Regions from separate parts of the Mus musculus genome. Here region 1 is linked to region 2. The links are chromatin contacts, found by POLR2A ChIA-PET in ENCODE. All regions are on one chromosome and are shown on one strand. Each heading gives the region's core, a stretch centred on a gene start or an enhancer-like site at or near the end of the contact. The rest is flanking DNA. Distances are from core to core; before and after follow the strand shown.

Region 1 (4,981 bases), core at 1,147-3,646, 36 kb after region 2:
CTGCAGACAAATGGGGGACCTTGCATATCCTAGGAGTCCTAGGTGGTGTGACAGCTCCCCCGAGGCAGGTTAAGAGTAGAGATACAACCCACTATTTCAGAGCATCCAAAGGAATCTCAGAATGGGCAGCACCTCAGGACCAGTCCAAAAACAGAGAGGGGCTTTGCTCAGCATAGACACATTTATTTGGAGATGTAGCTAGGCCTCCAGGCAGCTAAGGGCGGTTTCTACATGACCCAAGCAAATCACAACCTGCCAGTCAGGATTTCAGGCATATTAGTTCTCCCCCACCCCACCCCCATACCTCCTCCCCCTCCATACCCATCCCCCACCCCCAATAACTTAAAAGCTCAACAGTTATCCTGGTCCAGAGGACTCAGCCCTACCGGGATGAGGAGCCCTGGCCATGTTGGGGGAGGAGCTGGTGTAAGCAACACAAGCCGCGGCCCCCGCCCCCCCCCCCCCCACTGAGCAGCTTTTGACTCAACCTCCAGGAGGCAAAAGAATCACATTCCTTGGACATCTCTAGAGGGACCTCCCTGTCCCTGAGGGTGCACCACTAAAACCCCCAACAGTAGCTACAGCAAGCAGAGAGACATCACCTTCCCAAGGTTATCCTTAGATCGCCAAGTTTACAGACACAGAGGTTTGTTCCACCCAAAGGCTAAAATTACGATCTATCACCTTTCTACACTTGAAACCAGTCTAGCTGGGGGGCTGGTGTGTGTGTGTGTGTGTGTGCTGCTCTCTCCAGCATCTTTCCTTTGTCATCAGTGGTTACAGAAGAGGCCCCAGGCTTACAAATCCCTGTCTGCAGCCCCTGCCAGGCCCTCATTTGATTAATAGCCCCAAGTGCCACGCGGTTGGTCAGTAAGAACAGCCTGGCCAAGACCCATCTCCTGCAGTTGAAAGGCGTTACCCTACCCCCACCCCACCCCACCCCACCCCACCCCCTGTAGTTAACACAAATAAATGAAGAACTATCTGCTACCCAAGCAACAGGTGCTTTTCAGATCTGCTGTTTAAAAGGGCCTGTACTGATGTTTAGCCTGAAGTGACTAACGCACTAAAGCAATGTACCAAGTTACTTTTCCTTCCCAGAGTGACTCCCCTCCTCTCTTTATCTTTTATCCTTCATGATGCTGTGGCAAGAGGCCTGGGACCACAGCAGGTGATACTGCAGAGTTCGGATTTGGTTCTTTCGGGAGGTCACCAGCAGGCGCCTTTGTGATAAAGCGCGGGGTTTCTACCCCGGCAGTCTGGCATTGCACCAACCCCCAACTCAGGAGCCTCTTGGATATGTTGAGCAGGAGGAGAGCAGCCAGTTGCTGGTTAGCTGCAGAATCTCTGAGCTGGTGGCAAAGCAGTTCTCAGTGCGCCCATGCTGCTGCGGTCCTCACAGGGCAGCAAAGAAGGCGACGATTCCGTGGGCTTAGGAGCATTGTGGCCGGCCTGACTGCGCTTGGCGCTCATCAGCATCAAAGGGGACCGCGCGCAACCCGACACCACTGCAGGCGCGGGGGACAGGGGCCTGGAGCTGCAGTGGTACACAAAGACTAGCCGGCCACCGGAGTCCGGCCCCGGGCAAACGCGCGCAGTTTTGCCTCAACAGGTTGGAAACGCAAAGATGACGCCATGCACTTAACGATCTTTCTCGGTTCTTTCTCAGCCGTGACAAACCCCGCCCACGGTCCCTCCCGAGGACCTGGAGGGACCGGCGGCGGCCACTCACTCAAGCGTTGACCAGAATGAGGCCAGGAAGGGCAACATTGGTGAGGTGGGACACGGGTGTATGCCTCTGCTTGCCTAGCCAGCGGAACGCACAAACTTCCCCGCAGAGCCGCTTAAGTCTGGCCACCCCACAAGGGACTCCAAACACGGACAGCTCGCACCCCGGAACCCCAGACGCTCAAACCCTAGAGAATGAATGGCCAACATAAGCAACACAGCACTGAAAACGCCACCATCGCGCTACCCTTGAGCGCTCCAGCCACCGGCCGCCACCTGCGCGTGGGCAGGGCCCGGACGCCACTGCCTCCCGGCAGACCGTACAGGATAAGAGGTGGCTGTTTCGGGGACAAGCCACAGAACTGCACAAAAGGCACGTAAGTAGAGCGAACCCTGGGGCACCAAGTTATGTTTCCATCCAGGCTTACCTGGCTCTGCCCAGGAGACGCGTGCCACCAGCAGCAAGACCAAACTGGTGAGCACATCCAGGAGGTGCCACCTGCGGAGGACAGTCACAGGTCAGTGGAGCCCAAGAGACCCGCAACCCCTCTCACCCTTTAGCCCTGAGCCTGCAAACCTGGGCGCCATCTCCCCAGGCCAGGCCGTCTGCGCCCGGATGCTGCACCCAGCTCCTCGGTGAGCCGCTAGCCCACAGTGCTCCCGACCGCTGCTGCGGGCTAGGGCAGGGGTGGGCAGGGGCGGGACGGGGCGGAGACAGCTCGATGGGCGGGGCTCTGGGCTCAAGAAGCAGAGCTGGGCCAGAGAGGACCCGGTGAGCAATCTGGTAGGATCGGAACCTGGGAGCAAGCAGGGTGAACAAGGGCTGGCATCTATCGCAGCTTCTAAAACTCTGAGTGGCAGTCTCGTCCTCTCTCCAATGTCTCCAACGCGGGTGTTGTCCCTTCATACCATGTTGCCTCCTGAAGCTACCAGAGGCAATATGTGAGATCCAGATTCAAAGCCAGAGCAAGGTGCAAGGATGTCCCGCATTCATTAATTCATGCCCACTGCAGGGCATGTGTTCAGTCTGTGAGGTGGACAACGGGAAGGTCAGAGATTTGAAGAAAGAAGACATCTACCATCAGTGGAAACTTCGGAGCGACCACGACCACTTCTTATGTCCCTTGCACTCTTGGATCCCTGGGTGTGTCATGAGGGTCCTGCCAGCCTCAATATCTCCACTGTCTTCTAGTCCAGGGCAGGCTCTCTAAACCGTGCACGTTGCCATGGTGCACCCCCACGGGTATCTCCTCCAAGAGCTGCCTGCAGGTGTACATGTGTTATGAAGCCAGCCACACCCAGGGGTGACCCCTGTCCCCACATCCACCCCCCCCACACACAATTGGAATACCCAGAGACAAAAAGGTACCTTCAAGTAAGCACACACACACACACACACATTTTTCTCTCTTTTGGGCTCCTTCCTCCAACAACAGGGCAGCATGGCCTTCCTGGCCTGGCCTTTAACAAAATCAGAGACATTGACCCCTATCAAACAGCAAATCCAGATTCCAGAAAGCCATTCGCGCTGGCCTAGTGACAATTTCCCAAATTCCCCAGCCCTCATCCTTGCCCATCTCCACTGTCCTTCTTAGCCTGGCTCATTTCCCAGACCACAAAGAACTATCCAGGTTCAGCCAGGGTCCCCAGACCTTCTCACACCTCCACCCTGAGTCTGTACCATCTCAAGTGACTCACACTTTTTCTGCAGACCAGAGACCAAGTCCTTCAGTAACACCCCATAGCTTTTCCTAAACCCCAGAGTTCTTCCTAATCCTCCCAGGCCCCTCTCCAGTCTCCCTTCCTCTTAGTCTCCATATAGCCTCCTGACCTGGGCTGGTTCTGCCCTCCCTCTGCCCACTGCTCCGCAGCTGCAGCCCGAGGCCTGCTTGGGATTCTCATCTGCTCACATCATCTGAATCCTCTCCAGGCTTCAAAGGCCGGATCCTGCCCCAGACCCAGGGGCCTGCCCAGTCTCGCCCATCCACCTGGCCCACATCCCCACTTCATCCGCCTTCAAACCTGGAGTCCCTGTCCAGGTGAAAAGGGCACAGGGAGGAAGAAAGCAATCTAGAGGACTGTAGTCCACATTTTTTTAAAAGAATACAAATGATTGATTGCCCTGCACTCTTTTTCAAAACTATTTCAGAGGCGAGGATAGGTCCATGTGCTGTCTGTGCCTGGCAGGTCTTTGTGTGCAACTCCACGTGTGTTTTTCCATAGTTATACTTAGCATGTGCACGTGTGTGTCCGATGACATGTATTCGTGCACACATACATGTAGGGGCATGTCCTGGATCTCAGTAATCCTGTCTCTCTTTGTATTCATGTCTGTCTACCTGGAAGCCATGCCCATGTGGGGAGTCTGAGGTAGACTTGGGGGAAGGAGAAGGAGTTTGGGGGGAGGGGGAGGAGGGGGTTCTTGTTTCTTCTGCCTGCCTTCCAGGTCTGCTCCCACTGCAGTAGGGCCTAATTCCTCAATCTTCAATTAGCCGATTGGAGCTCAACTATGTGTCCAAAACTGCAGGCCTCTGCAGGTGGCGGGATGTAGCCCCCAGGGCTGTCTGTCATTCCTGGGAGAAATCCTGAAATGGAGGGGGGCACACCAGGCATCCGGGGGCTTCAGAGTCCGCTGCCTGCCTTCTTCAAGGTTTGACACCTCAGGCTGAGGGGAGTCCACTTCAGAAGAGTTTGGGGATGGTGAAGGAGGAGCAGCAGGAGACAAGCAAGCCTCCTGGTCTTTCCCAGACACAGGGAAGATTATTCAAAGGTGTCAAAGCTACTGACAATGGAAATCACCCACAGGAGCTCTCTGCTATGAATGCAGTGTCAGGAAGCAACAGTGGCTGTTAAAAAAAATCCCGGCATGTTCTATACGTCTTTCCTATAGTCTCTGTCCTGCTCTTGGGCCCTTACAACATCTCCATTCCCCCCATAATATTCACAGCTTTTTCCTAGAAGGGTTTTGATCCCTTCGTATATACAATTAACACATGATCACTCTAGAAGGGGGGGGGGGGGCTGAAAATACAGAAATGCACTTAGGAAGATCTCAGTTAGTGCTAGACTCTATGCCCTTCCTCTTCTTCCGCATCAATATGCTCAGCTCTAGCCCTAGTCTCTGCAACTGAGGGGCACAGAAGAGGAAACACATACACACAGAGAGAGGGGGAGGGAGAGAGAGAGAGAGAGAGAGAGAGAGAGAGAGAGATCGGTCCTCAGCATGGTGCCTGGCTCCCCTAGCATCTTGGGT
Region 2 (4,775 bases), core at 540-3,039:
TGAGACTATCTGCACACTGCCAATCGTTCAGGAGACCCATGCCAGAGCATCAGGTCTGAGGCATTTCTCATTCTCCAGCCTTCTCTCTTTAGTCTCTTGCCTTTCCCCAGCAATCCCTTACAGCTCTGGTATTACAGTGTGTCAGTATATCCCAGGATTCTGTCTCTGGTCCCCTCTGTCTTCTGAGATTGCCAAACTGGCCCCAGGGAGTCTCAAGACCTCTCCCCACAAGCCTGAGAGCTACTCGGACCTTAAGAGCCCACAGCATCTCCTCTAGAAGAAACCTGTACCCTCCCAGGGCTGCTGCCAAGGGCTGCCCATGTGGGATAGAAAAGAAACACTGGCTGGGCATGGTGGTGCACACCTTTAATCCCAGTACTCGGGAGGCATAGGCAGGCAGATTTCTGAGTTCAAGGCCAGCCTGCTCTACAGAGTGAGTTCCAGGACAGCCAGGGCTACACAGAGAAACCCTGTCTCAGAAAACAAAAACAAACAAAAGAAGGAAAGAAGGAAAGAAGGAAAGAAGGAAGGAAGGAAGGAAGGAAGGAAGGAAGGAAGGAAGGAAAGAAAGAAAGGGAGAAAGAGAGAAAGAAAGAAAGAAAGAAAGAAAGAAAGAAAGAAAGACACTACTCACTCAACAGAGGCTAGTGATGAAGAAGGAAAGAAAGAAAGAAAGAAAGAAAGAAAGAAAGAAAGAAAGAAAGAAAGAAAGAAAGAAAGAAAGAAAGAAAGAAAGACACTACTCACTCAACAGAGGCTAGTGATGCTCAGCCTGGATCTACATATCACCCTCCTCAGAGTTCCCTAGAGAAAGCCTGCTTAAAGATCAGGTGGAGAGACATGGAGAGAGGGAGAGAGAGAGAGAAAGAGGGGGGAGGGAGAGAGAGAGAGAATATGATGGCACTAACTCTTTGCTAGAAAGTGACCAACCACAGGAGGTCTGGGATCTGTGGTGAAGAATTCTGCCTTCATCAGGCAACAGCTGGTGGTGGAAATTCCCATGGCCAGAATGCGGGTGAAGGTCCTTGAGAATCTGCGCCCTGGGGGCCCATTTCTGTTTTTGCACAGCTGGAAGAAAGGCTAGCCTTCCCCCCAGAGTGAGGTGCCACGCTGTGCCCGGGCCCATGGCCAACAATCTATTCTCATTTCCTACCCTGCCATCAGATTCTTTGAAAAATTTGAGATGACTCCCAAGTCCAGTTGAGTATGTCACTGAGGTCACAGCAGCAGGGGATTGGGAGAGACAAAGGTCCCTAGCTTCTGTCAGCTCTGGACCCCAGCCTGATCCACTTCCTCCCAATGGCAGCTCAGAAACCCACCTGTGGCCCGCCAAGCCACACCTGGCAGCTGGCTTCCTGGCTCTTCCCCAGCTGTCTCACCAGGTGGCATGTGGTCAAGTAACACAATAAATTCTACCCAGAATCCATGGAATGCAATTAGGGAAGAGCAGAGATGCCAAAAAACCAAGCTGTGCGGCAGGACTGGACTACCCCCACCCCCACCCCCCATCTCCTGCAGCCTGGAAGCCAGGTGGCACCCCAGATCAGCTTCCCACCAACTCTGGGCTACTGATGACATGGGGAAAGAAACAGGTGAGTGGCCCAGGTTCTCACTCAAACGTTTCCCAGAGCCTTTCTCTGACTTTCACCCACACTGCAGAGGATACAGATTCATGCGGGCCATGATTCACTCGACAGGATTTAAAGCTGAGCTGCCAAGGTGAGTAACTGCTGAGATCCCTTCAAAGTCGGGCTCTGGCATCCTGGAGTGTGCCAGCCTCCGTGTGTCCACCAAGGCAGGCACTCCAGGGAAACACTCTGATTCTGCTAAAGCCTGGACTTGTCTGGCAGCCAAGACTGTCAGGACATGGTCTCAGACGAGGTGCTGGCCACCAGAGGGAGCCATAGATCCAGCTTCCTTAGCCACTAGAGGGAGCCATAGACCCAGTTTCCTTAGCCACTTGCAAGCAAGCTCTTCTAAGGAGCTCTTTGTGGTATGATACTGTATCAGGAAAGAAATTTATATACAGTAACTCTGAGCGAGAGAATAACTTCTCAGCCCACAATCGGCACATGGCACCTCTGTCCACACCTTTGCTCTTACTTACATTCGTGTGCACATGAGCGCACGCCCGCGCACACACAAACACACAAGAGGAGCCAATAGGCATAAATGGAGCCTGTCCCCTACGGTGCCCTGTTTTACAGAGGTGTCAGGCCACCCTTATGTGGGCAGCTCCAGTCCCACCAGCAGCCTCTAAGCCTCTTCTCTGTCTGCATCACTAGGTGCTTGCCTGGTCCTGCACCATACAGCTACAAACAGATGATAACGTATTATATACTGTCTCCTGGTGGGTAGCAAACACTTCCCTTTCGTGTAATGCAAACCCCATGAGTGGGGGTCCTGGGGTGAAGGGTGGGGAGCCCAGAAACTGGACAGCAAGGCACAGAACAGCGTGACTCTGCCCTATGTTCCACACTGGGAGTGGATTTTCCCTCTACACCAATGCTGGAGAAGAACCCAGGCCTCCCACCCACCCAACCAGGTAAATTTGCTCTGTCCGAGCCATAGCTATGTCATATGGGTCAGAAATGTCTTTTCCTCCGTGAGAACAATACCCAAGAGGCCTGCCATCCTCAGAAGCTATGGTTGCTGAGCCTTACAGCAGCAATTAATCTACAGGTGGATGTAAAAGACACTGCCGACCTCTTCACCCTGGAAGCCAGGGATACGAGGTAGCCTAACCCCTGGGGCTCTCTTAGGGAGAAGAGGAGTTCAACCTGAGGGACTCCCCGCCATGCTAGTCTTCAGAGCGGAGCCAAGGAATTACAGGGGTGAGTGAGCGGCTTCCAGAGTCTAGGAAAGCCAGAATGGTTTTCCCAGCAGGAACCTGCCTGTTACATTTCCTGACTACTGTAGCCAGTCGGACACATTTCCTGCTTCCAGCTGGGTACTTGTCTTAAGCCAAGGATTCTTGCTGGCTTATTAGAGCAGCTTCAGGAAGCCCAGTCTTACCTGTGGAGGTTCACAGCAACTTTGTAGCTTTGACCTATCTCTGGAATCCAGAGTTTCTGTGCATGCCTCAACCCCTCACTGCCCCCACCACCCCACCCCTGCCTGTCCCTGTGATCCTGCTGTCTTCTGAGGCCTCATCTGTAAGGTCTTCCTTGTGTGAGGCCCTCATAGATCTTAAATGAGATTTCAGTGTTTCTTGGCTTTCCTGTTTGTATCTGGACTCTAGACCCTAGCTTCTCTCTGATCTTGGCAAGGACTGGTCCTACCCCTCAAGTTATTGACAAATAATCCTGCAAAATACAATAAAACTGTCTTGGCCATGCCATGTAGCCATAAAGGTTTCCAGCACGCCACTCTTTATACTTTGAACAAGCACTTTGTGGGCTGCCCCAGCCCCAGACCCCACCCTGAGGAGCCTTGGGTTTCCATCTGGAAATCATTGCAGGTCAGCGTGGAGCATCTCCCAGCTGCAGGCAAATCTGCTAATGCCATTCGGCAAACAAGCTGTTCTCTGAAAGAACTGGACGGCGACAGGCAGCTTCATCCCACGTGAATCGCGAGAGCTGTGGGCTGGCCCCACACAGAGACCTCCGAAGCATGCAGAGATCAGCGCCCATCAAAGGGCCTTGGTTGGGGTTCCACCCCAGGAACCCGCCTTCCCTTTGCCGAAGGAAAAGCTGCCTACACATAATACCAAAGCCCAAGGGGCATATTTTCGAAAATGTGCGTTCCTTAGCCTGTAAGATGCAAAATACACACCCTTCCAGTACCCTGGTGATTTGGCCCACCATGCTTCAGGGTAGACATGACTGTAAGCTGTAAGAAACAGAGGTGGAATACAGACATTTTCCTCTGCTTGCCTGGCTGCTGGCCACAGGTCCACCCAGCTCCACAGCCTTCCTGGCCTGCAGCCCCCACAGTGAAGACAGTGAGCTGCCCGTGCCTTCCTAGGCCCAGCCTGCAGGCCCCAACAAAGCCTATTTAGCCAAATTAAAAAGCTGTTTCACTCTATAAGGGGGCTGGGAATGTATTCCATACTCGGCTCCAAAATCACAAGGATTGTGGTCTCAGGGAGTTACAGATGACACAGAAAATGGGGGTGTCACAGTCCATCACATGTACCCTATAATGGAGCCAAGGCAGGGATGACTACCTCTAGAACATGTTCCCCAAAAAGATTAAAGATGAGGCCATTGTCTACTGTGTCCCACCTATTCCTAGGGCCTTCCTGACACCACATACACACACACACACACACACACACACACACACTTTACAAAGAGGTAACCCTTACAGCTTAAAGACGTGAACTGCCAAGGCCACTGTCACTCATATTGATAGTTGCATAAAAGATGTTAGAAGACATGTGAGAACTTTGGTAGGTGGGATTTTGAAATACCCTTAAAAACATTGTGTACAAGGGTTACAAACCATTTGGCCTTAGAGAGGTCCCCTGTGAGGGTTTGTCTACGCTCATCCCAGGGAGTGGCACTATTAGAAGATGTGACCTTGTTAGAGTAGGTGTGTCACTGTGGGCATGGGCTTGAATACCATCATTCTAGCTGTCTGGAAGTCAGTATTCTGCTAGCAGCCTTCAGATGAAGATCCTCCTGCACCATGTCTGCCTGGATGCTGCCATGCTCCTGCCTTGATGGTAATGGATTGAACCTCTGAACCTGTAAGCCAGTACCAACTAAATGGTCTATTCACAGCAGTAAAACCCTAACTAAGACATCCCCCAAGAAGACTCACAGACCCCC

The links. ChIA-PET counts read pairs that join two places held with the same protein, here RNA polymerase II (POLR2A).
Region 1: POLR2A ChIA-PET joins it to region 2 with 78 read pairs in Patski. The contact joins the promoter of Col18a1 here to the enhancer-like site in region 2. POLR2A ChIA-PET finds 5 or more read pairs at or near these places in 3 of 5 experiments (Patski and embryonic stem cell).

Annotation. Positions count from the first base shown.
Region 1 is chr10:77,164,134-77,169,114 of GRCm38, forward strand. Col18a1 (collagen, type XVIII, alpha 1) reads right to left here and starts at 2,397. Exons shown (of 42, transcript NM_009929.3): 1 at 2,306-2,397; 2 at 2,157-2,227. The coding sequence starts at 2,316.
Region 2 is chr10:77,128,847-77,133,621 of GRCm38, forward strand. All of the region lies in intron 2 of Col18a1 (collagen, type XVIII, alpha 1), which reads right to left. Among named protein-coding and RNA genes, the nearest start is that of Col18a1, 35 kb to the right of the region's middle. Within about 2 kb of position 1,790, at least 2 of the 3 ENCODE cell types and tissues checked have a DNase peak (open chromatin) inside an H3K27ac peak, as active enhancers do.